Regions from separate parts of the Homo sapiens genome. Here region 2 is linked to region 1. A link is a loop called in an ENCODE intact Hi-C map of the cell type or tissue named here. Cell type or tissue: heart right ventricle. All regions are shown on one strand. Each heading gives the region's core, and the rest is flanking DNA. Links, peaks and the distances in the headings are about the cores only.

What was found. Peaks named below come from ENCODE experiments on the same cell type or tissue, not always from the same donor. Only the 100,000 strongest peaks of a DNase experiment are listed, where the experiment ranks them.
Region 2: it touches region 1 in a loop (8-fold over the local background); 26 of 110 quality-filtered maps call a loop at or near these places.

What each region holds. Positions count from the first base shown.
Region 1 is chr10:80,067,827-80,072,224 of GRCh38, reverse strand. The region is part of intron 1 of TMEM254-AS1 (TMEM254 antisense RNA 1); the gene reads left to right. Among named protein-coding and RNA genes, the nearest start is that of TMEM254, 8.6 kb to the left of the region's middle. In heart right ventricle, for the core only: no CTCF peak of the experiment used is centred there; a DNase peak (open chromatin) is centred at 1,942.
Region 2 is chr10:80,221,067-80,225,464 of GRCh38, reverse strand. No RefSeq gene overlaps it. Among named protein-coding and RNA genes, the nearest start is that of LINC00857, 16 kb to the right of the region's middle. In heart right ventricle, for the core only: a CTCF peak has its summit at 2,616 (motif pointing right); a DNase peak (open chromatin) is centred at 2,644; H3K4me3 peaks cover 390 bases.

The DNA of each region.
Region 1 (4,398 bases), core at 318-4,317:
AAAATACCAAAATTAGCCGGGCATGGTGGTGGGCGCCTGTAGTCCCAGCTACTTGGGAGGCTGAGGTAGGAGAATGGTGTGAACCCAGGAGGTGGAGCTTGCAGTGAGCCGAGATTGCACCACTGCACTCCAGCCTGGGGGACACAGCAAGACTCTGTCTCAAAAAAAAAAACAAAAAACAAAAAACAAAAAAAAAGAAAACAAATAATCTTCTCTTGTACAATTTTTGATAAATAAGATATGGAATGAGAAACTGAACTGTTGCTTTCGTAGGTAAATGAGAGTCTGAGTTTCCTTAGCTCCAAAGAGAAAGGGCATTTTACTCCTCCCAGCTGAAAGGCACCCCTGGGTGACCAGGGGCCTTGTGGGAGTGTCTGTGAGGTTCACCCACCCATCATGACATGTAGCGCAGCAGCCCTACAGGGAACCCCCAACAAAATTAGTTTTAAAAAGGCTCATCCAGGAAGCACGTATGGGAGCTCCAGGTTTTGAGCCCTCTGAGAGGTGCTAGAGCTTCAGAGAGAGAAATTGAGACACATAAGAGGGCAACGATGACTCAGGGGTGACACCGTGGAGTCCTGCCTGCAACCAGCACACTTCCACCCATTCCACAAAAGCCCTAGGCCACAGCTCAGTTCCTCCTTTAAAAAATACTGGGAAACAAATAATCTAAGTATGAGGAGAAAACAAGGAGAATGACCCCCTTTGGGCACTCCATCAGTATTATGGTGGCTCTACTTACTAGAGTTTATGTGAAATTGAAGTATTATGGTGTTTGTGCACATTTACATTAAGGAAAAAGAGACCTAAGGTTGACCTGCAAACTATAGAGTTCCTAAGTTCTCCTTTTCTTTGTTTTCTTTTCTGTCTGACTTACATCTGCTGTTACTTTTCTATTGAGATTAAAAATCACTGGTTTTTTTTTTTTTTGAGATGGAGTCTCACTCCATCATGCAGGCTAGAGTGCAGTGGCACGGTCTCAGCTCACTGCAACCTCCACCTCCTGGGTTTAAGTGATTCTCCTTCCTCAGCCTCCCGAGTAGCTGAGATTACAGGCATCCACCACCACGCCTGGCTATTTTTTTTATTTTTAGCAGAGACGGGGTTTTGCCATGTTGGCCAGGCTTGTCTCAAACTCCTGACCTCAGGTGGTCCACCGCCTTGGCCTCCCAAAGTGCTGGGATTACAGGCATGAGTCACAGTGCCTGGCCTAAAACCACTTTTTGATCTAAACTTTTTTTTTTTTTCAACCCAGTGCATTTGTATTTATCTCATGACTAAAGTTCAGAAGTAAAAGCTATGGGATTTTTTGTGTGTATGTGTGTATATGTGTGTGTATATATATTTAAAAGGCTTTTATAGTAGATTTATATAATTTTAATTGGTAATTAAATTCATTTTAACTTCACTCTAGCACACCTGACTTTTCCTCTTGAGATGTAAATTTTGCTAATTGATTTTTCACTTGAGTTGTTTCCTTTAATATGCAAATTTAGTACTTTAGCTAAAACTGCCTAGGGTAATAAAATGGGTTATCAAGAATTTAAAAGTCTAAGGAAAAAAAAATAGGTCTTATGAATCTGTAAGCTGTACTTCTATTGGTATGCCTAATATGTCTATGTATTTCTGTGTTGTGTATATAATATTTTACTACTAAAAAGATATAAAAGAGCTTGCATTAAGTGGTTTAAAGAAAAATGAAAGTGCTTAAATCAAATACTTTATCAAAAAAAAAAAAAGACTAGTCAAATGTTTTTCAAGTTCATGTGAGATGGGATAATTCCCTTGACCCCTTTCATGGGTGGGAACTGGAGTGGCTGGTTTCATTGAGCCAGCAGCTGTCCACTCCTTGCAAGAGGGATCATGCATGCTAGTGAGTGCAGGAACTGGAGCGAACAAATGCTGGAACTGGCTAGTTGCTCCTCTCTGGCAGGAGCAGGCTCTGTGTGGGCCCCGCAGCAGCATCCAAGTATATTACAATCAATGCTCTTTCAGCTCTGCTGTCCAGAGATGGCCAAGTGCCAGCTAGCTCAGTGGAGGGTCAGGGTGGCAGCAGCTGTCCTCTAGGCACTTGGGTTCTTGTCTGACATCCAGGTCACACAAATGGATTGAAGGGTAGTGTATAAGGAGGATTTTACTGGGTAATGGAAGTGGCTCTCATCGGGATGCGGAGGTGAAAAGGCAATGATGTGGGAAGAAGGTGATCTTTCCCTGAAGCCTGGCTGTCTCTGGCTGGGCCGCTCTCTGAAGCCGCACTATCTGAAGTTTGTCGTGTCTATCCATAGTCTCGAATGTTCAGTTGCTTCTCTGCTTGCCACTCAGCCACTTGTATTCCCACCACTCAGCTGCTTGTGTTGCTCTGCCAGTTGAAATCTTTTTTTCTTTTCTTTGTTTTTTTCTTTCCTGTTTATTTTTATTTTTATTTTTTCTTTAGCAACTGAAGTCTTTTTATGGGCACAGGATAGGGGTGTGGCAGGCCAAAAAGGCATTATTTAGGTGGAAAAACAGGGTCAGCTGTTTTCCCTTAGGGCCGTGGTCCAGGCTGAATGGTGGGGTTTAGCCCTGAGCCCAGCCCTTCTGTATCACATGTGACTTAAGTAAAATCTTTAATAAATAAGCTTGCTTTAAAATTGTTGGTAAAATAATACTAGAAATGTCTTAAGAATTGTTAGTATTTTTGTTTGCATTTATTGATCAAGTGGTTTCATGCTTTATTCCTGCAGAATGCTATAAGATTTACCATAAGAGTTATAAAACTATAAAACCCAGCCCAAAACTGAATGATCTTTGCTTGTATAATTTTTGATAAATAAGACACAAAACATTGTTGGTTTAATGAAAACAGCTAAATCCTGAGTTATTGGTAAAAACACCCTTATATTAAACCTTAAGCTTCTTACTTAAGTAAACACCTGAAATTCACAGCTATAAAAATAATTAACAGAGAATTAACTTGAAGTGATGACTATCACTGTTTTCATAAATAACCTAGGTAAACTATTAGATAATCAAGTAAATGTATAGACTAAATGCTTATAAACAAACTTGTCATAAAATTTAGAATCTAAAGTCATATTAAATAATAGGTATTAATTGAATATCTGGGTAATTTACAATTTAAAAATTATAGGAAAACTTTTTAAAAATATTCTTATTAAAAGGTAAATATGGCAGATGTGGTGGCTCACACCTGTAATCCCAGCACTTTGAGAGGCTGAGGCGGGTGGATCATGAGTTCAGGAGTTCAAGGCCAGCCCGGCCAAGATGGTGAAACCCTGTCTCTACTAAAAGTACAAAAATTAGCCAGGTGTAGTGGCGGGTGCCTATAATCCCAGCTACTCAAAAGGCTGAGGCAGATAATTGCTTGAACCCAGGAGGTGCAGGTTGCAGTGAGCCGAGATCATGCCACTGCACTACAGCCTGGGTGACAGAGCGAGACTCTGTCTCAAAAAAAAAAAAAAAAAAGAATTTAAAAAAAATTTTAAAAAAAGGTAAATACCTTTGTTTAATTCAAAGCTTATTTAAGGTTATGCATAAAACAGTGTAAACAGAACTAGGAAATATGAGATGTAAGGAAAGCTACAGATATAAAGAGTTATTTTTGGTAAAGAAAGTAAAAAGAAAAAAAATTTTTATATGAGAATCTTGTATGGTAAATTTTTCCTAAAATAAGATAACTGGTTTTTCAAGAAAGAGGGATCTTTAGGACAAAACAAACAGTCTAAGCACGTTGTAAATGGTCTATGTAAGTCATAATAAGGTTAGTAAAAAGGAATTTAATTTTTTTTAAAGGGGTTATATAATTCAGTTGGCTGTGATTAAGAAGAAATTATGATAGTCTTTCTAGAGATGGGTCTTCGATATTAATATCAATGAAAAGAGTTGAACTCTATAAAATATTTGAAGAGTCTTATTCTGAGCCAAATATGAGTGACCATGGCCTGTGACATAGCCTTCAGGAGGTCCTGAGAACATGTGCCCAAGGTGGTTGGAGCACAGCTTGGTTTTATACATTTTAGAAAGGCATGAGACATCAATCAAATACATTTAAGAAATACATTGGTTTGGTCCAGAAAGATGGAACAACTCAAAGCAGGGGCTTCCAGGTTATAGGTGAATTTAAAACATTCTCTGGTTGACAGTTGGTTGAGTTTGTCTAAAGACCTGGTATAGATAGAAAGGGAATGTTCAGGTTAAGATAAAGATACTGGAGACCAAAGTTCTTTTGAAGTCTTATTGTAGCTGCCTTAGAGACAATAGGTGAAAAATGTTTCCTATTCAGATCTTAATCTCTTTAGGATTGGGAGGGTCTGGAAGAAAAAGATCTAGCTATGTTAATAGAGATTCTTTACAGATGCAAATTTTCCCCCACAAAGAACAGCTTTGCAGGACCATTTC
Region 2 (4,398 bases), core at 232-4,231, 150 kb before region 1:
GAGAAGGAGAAGGAGAAGAAGAAGAAAAGAAGAAAAGAAGAAGAAGAAGAAGAAGAAGGAGAAGGAGAAGGAGAAGGAGAAGGAGAAGGAGAAGAAAAGAAAAGAAGAAGAAGAAGAAGAAGAAGAAGAAGAAGAAGAAGAAGAAGAAGAAGAAGAAAAAATGTATGCATATGGATGTCCAAGCCAGAAAAACAAATAAACCTGGAGACAATGGGAAATAATTTAAATGTCCATCAACAGTAGAATGTTGTAAACAAAATATACAATAATGTGTAAATAAATTATAGAATACTTTAAAGGTAATTACATGGTTCCATTTCTTAAAGTTGGTGGATCCTACAACACAGGTGTTTGTTTCATTCTTCCTTCAAGAAGTCTTTCCAACTCCTCTGTCCCTTCCCTTGACCAGAAGTCACAGGTGGACAGGCGCTTAAAGATCAGGAACTTACCCTTCGGCTTCACAAACAAGGGGACGAGGGAAGGAGACACATGTCAGGACTTCCCTTGAAACCCTCCTCTTTGTCTGCATAGGATGCCCTCCTCTTTTCCTTCTCAGTAACTGTCTGTCAACATCCTCTTCATCTTTTAAGGCCCTTCCTTGGGATCCTTAGAGGGCACCCTGGTCCATCTACCTGTTGAGAAAACTGAAGTTCAGAGAGGTTGAAGGGTGAACCTAAGGCATGTAGTCATTGAGAGGCAGCCTTGGCTCTCTGGAATCTGTGCTCTCTTTATCAGCAATATCCGGTGCTAATTTATGTCTGTACCCATGGCACACTTGAAGACAGTTCCTTATAAACAGGAGGTGCTCAGTAAATGCCACCTCCTCCCTCTGGGTCTTTACTGAATTTAAACAAGAGCTTCCAGTGAAATAAAAGAGGATACAAACAAATGGAAGAACATTCCATGCTCATGGGTAGGAAGAATCAATATCGTGAAAATGGCCATACTGCCCAAGGTAATTTATAGATTCAATGCGATCCCCATCAAGCTACCAATGACTTTCTTCACAGAATTGGAAAAAACTACTTTAAAGTTCATATGGAACCAAAAAAGAGCCTGCATCGCCAGGTCAATCCTAAGCCAAAAGAACAAAGCTGGAAGTGTCATGCCACCTGACTTCAAACTATACTACAAGGCTACAGTAAGCAAAACAGCATGGTACTGGTACCAAAATAGAGATATAGATCAATGGAACAGAACAGAGCCCTCAGAAATAATGCCACATATCTAAAACTATCTGATCTTTGACAAACCTGAGAAAAACAAGCAATGGGGAAAGGATTCCCTATTTAATAAATGGTGCTGGGAAAACTGGCTAGCCATATGTAGAAAGCTGAAACTGGATCCCTTCCTTAGACCTTATACAAAAATTAATTCAAGATGGATTAAAGACTTAAACGTTAGACCTAAAACCATAAAAACCCTAGAAGAAAACCTAGGCATTACCATTCAGGACATAGGCATGGGCAAGGACTTCATGTCTAAAACACCAAAAGCAATGGCAACAAAAGCCAAAATTGACAAATGGGATCTTATTAAACTAAAGAGCTTCTGCACAGCAAAAGAAACTACCATCAGAGTGAACAGACAACCTACAAAATGGGAGAAAATTTTCGCAACCTACTCATCTGACAAAGGGCTAATATCCAGAATCTACAATGAATTCAAACAAATTTACAAGAAAAAAACAAACAACCCCATCAAAAAGTGGGCGAAGGATATGAACAGACACTTCTCAAAAGAAGACATTTATGCAGGCAAAAAACACATGAAAAAATGCTCATCATCACTGGCCATCAGAGAAATGCAAATCAAAACCGCAATGAGATACCATCTCACACCAGTTAGAATGGCGATCATTAAAAAGTCAGGAAACAACAGGTGCTGGAGAGGATGTGGAGAAATAGGAACACTTTTACACTGTTGGTGGGACTGTAAACTAGTTCAACCATTGTGGAAGTCAGTGTGGCGATTCCTCAGGGATCTAGAACTAGAAATACCATTTGACCCAGCCATCCCATTACTGGGTATATACCCAAAGGACTATAAATCATGCTGCTATAAAGACACATGCACACGTATGTTTATTGCGGCATTATTCACAATAGCAAAGACTTGGAACCAACCCGAATGTCCAACAATGACAGACTGGATTAAGAAAATGTGGCACATATACACCATGGAATACTATGCAGCCATAAAAAATGATGAGTTCATGTCCTTTGTAGGGACATGGATGAAATTGGAAATCATCATTCTTAGTAAACTATCGCAAGGACAAAAAACAAAACACCGCATGTTCTCACTCATAGGTGGGAATTGAACAATGAGAACACATGGACACAGAAAGGGGAACATCACACTCTGGGGACTGTTGTGGGGTGGGGGGAGGGAGGAGGGATAGCATTAGGAGATATACCTAATGCTAAATGACGAGTTAATGGGTGCAGCACACCAACATGGCACATGTATACATATGTAACTAACCTGCACAATGTGCACATGTACCCTAAAACTTAAAGTATAATAATAATAATAAAATAAAATATAATAAAAAATAAACAAGAGCTTTATAAAACTGTTTACTTTGATGCTGCTAACGTAGAAAATGACCGGCAGGTGGCAGCATTTAGCTTTCCTAGCTCTCAACTTTGCAATTGCCGGTTTAAGGCGAGAAAAGTTGGTTTTTCTTTTCCATTCTCCGAACTCTGCTTGTTGTCAATGCCTGCCAAATGCCCACTGCTCCCATTGGAAGCCTCATCCTACTACCCCCTTGCTGAAAAAGCATCTTGAGCATCTGCAGAAGCTCCAGTTTGAGACCTGGTGGCAGGAGGGGGTACATGGACATGCAATGAGAATATGAACGCTTTTTTTTTTTTTTTTTTTGAGATGGAGTCTCACTCTGTCACCCAGGCTGGAGTAGACTGGCGCAATCTCAGCTCACTGCAACCTCTGCCTCGTGAGTTCAAGCGATTCTTCTGCCTCAGCCTCCTGCTTAGCTGAGATTACAGGCGCCCGCCACCATGCCTGGCTAATTTTTGTATTTTTAGTACAGATGAGGTTTTACCATGTTGGCCAGGCTGGTCTTGAACTCCTGACGCTCAGGTGATCCGCCCACCTTGGCCTCCCAAAGTGCTGGGATTACAGGCGTGAGCCACCGCGACTGGCCAAACATGAAAGCTTTTCCTCTCCACAGAGCCCAGTGAAATGCTGATTCTCACCACAGCCCTGGGATACCATGGGCTGCAAAGCCATCTTAGGGCTCTGCTTTTCAGCTGGGGAAACAGACTCCAAAAGGCAAAGCGATGAGCTCAAATTCACAACAAGTTCAGATTTTCTGATTTGCAACTCTGTGCACTTTCCTGCGTTAGTTCTCTAAGGTGAAATCTACCCTGAAGGCATGTTCTGCCTATATGTGTGGAAAGGAGGCCAGAAAGATTTTTAAAAACCAAAATGCTACATGGTAAATAATAAAGGAACAGCAGAGAAAAGAGTGTTGGGGCTCAGAGGAGCAGACTGCACCATTCAGGGCTGGGGTGGGTGAGAAATTACGGAGTCAGAACTGAGCTGTTGAAAACAGGGGAGCTCTCACCCTTAAAAACAGTCAAGACATGCACAAGAAAAGGAGCAATGGTGGAAATTCTAGATCAGGATGGCAAACGTATGGCTTGGGGCTGCTACTCTCTTTCACCCTACCCTGTCACCCGGCCCGCACGTGCATGACAGACATCAGTAATCAATCATGGGATTCTTTCCCCTTGAGCTCAGGGCCTGACCAGAATCCACTGTGCACAGTGCGCCAGGTTTCCTCTACCAACTCGTAGGAGATGTCACCAGAGGAAGCCTGTTGCTCCTCCTCACCCTGCCCTATTGCCTCCCTCATGGCCACATTTATTGTGCACTTACTGTGTTGGAGGAGTTGTGCTGAGCTCTTTACACACACCTTCCATTTAATTCACTTACCATATTCTTGGGAGTTAGGCATCCTTCTGGTTTTACACATAAGGAAAATGGGGTGTTAAAAGCCTCATAATGCAGAGCCAGGATTCAAATCCAAGCCCACCTGTCTCCAAAGCCCAGCCTGGGAAACTGCTAGATAGGTGGGATAAGCCAGTATGGAAGCAGGCCTGTGGTTTGGGCCTTGTTTAGGCCTGAAGATCAAGACTAACTAGGCTGCAGTGGAGCCTGAGGTCCAGAGAACAGAGGACACTAAAGATGCTTTTGTTTGTTCATTCATTCCTCAACCCACGTTTATTAAGTCCCTGCTACATGCCAGACACCTTGTAGATCCTGGGGGTATAGTGGTCAAACAAGAGAGACAGAACACCCCACCCTCAATCAGGGGAGACTAAGAAATAAGTCAGTCAAATGCATTGTATGTCAGGTGATGTATGTGCT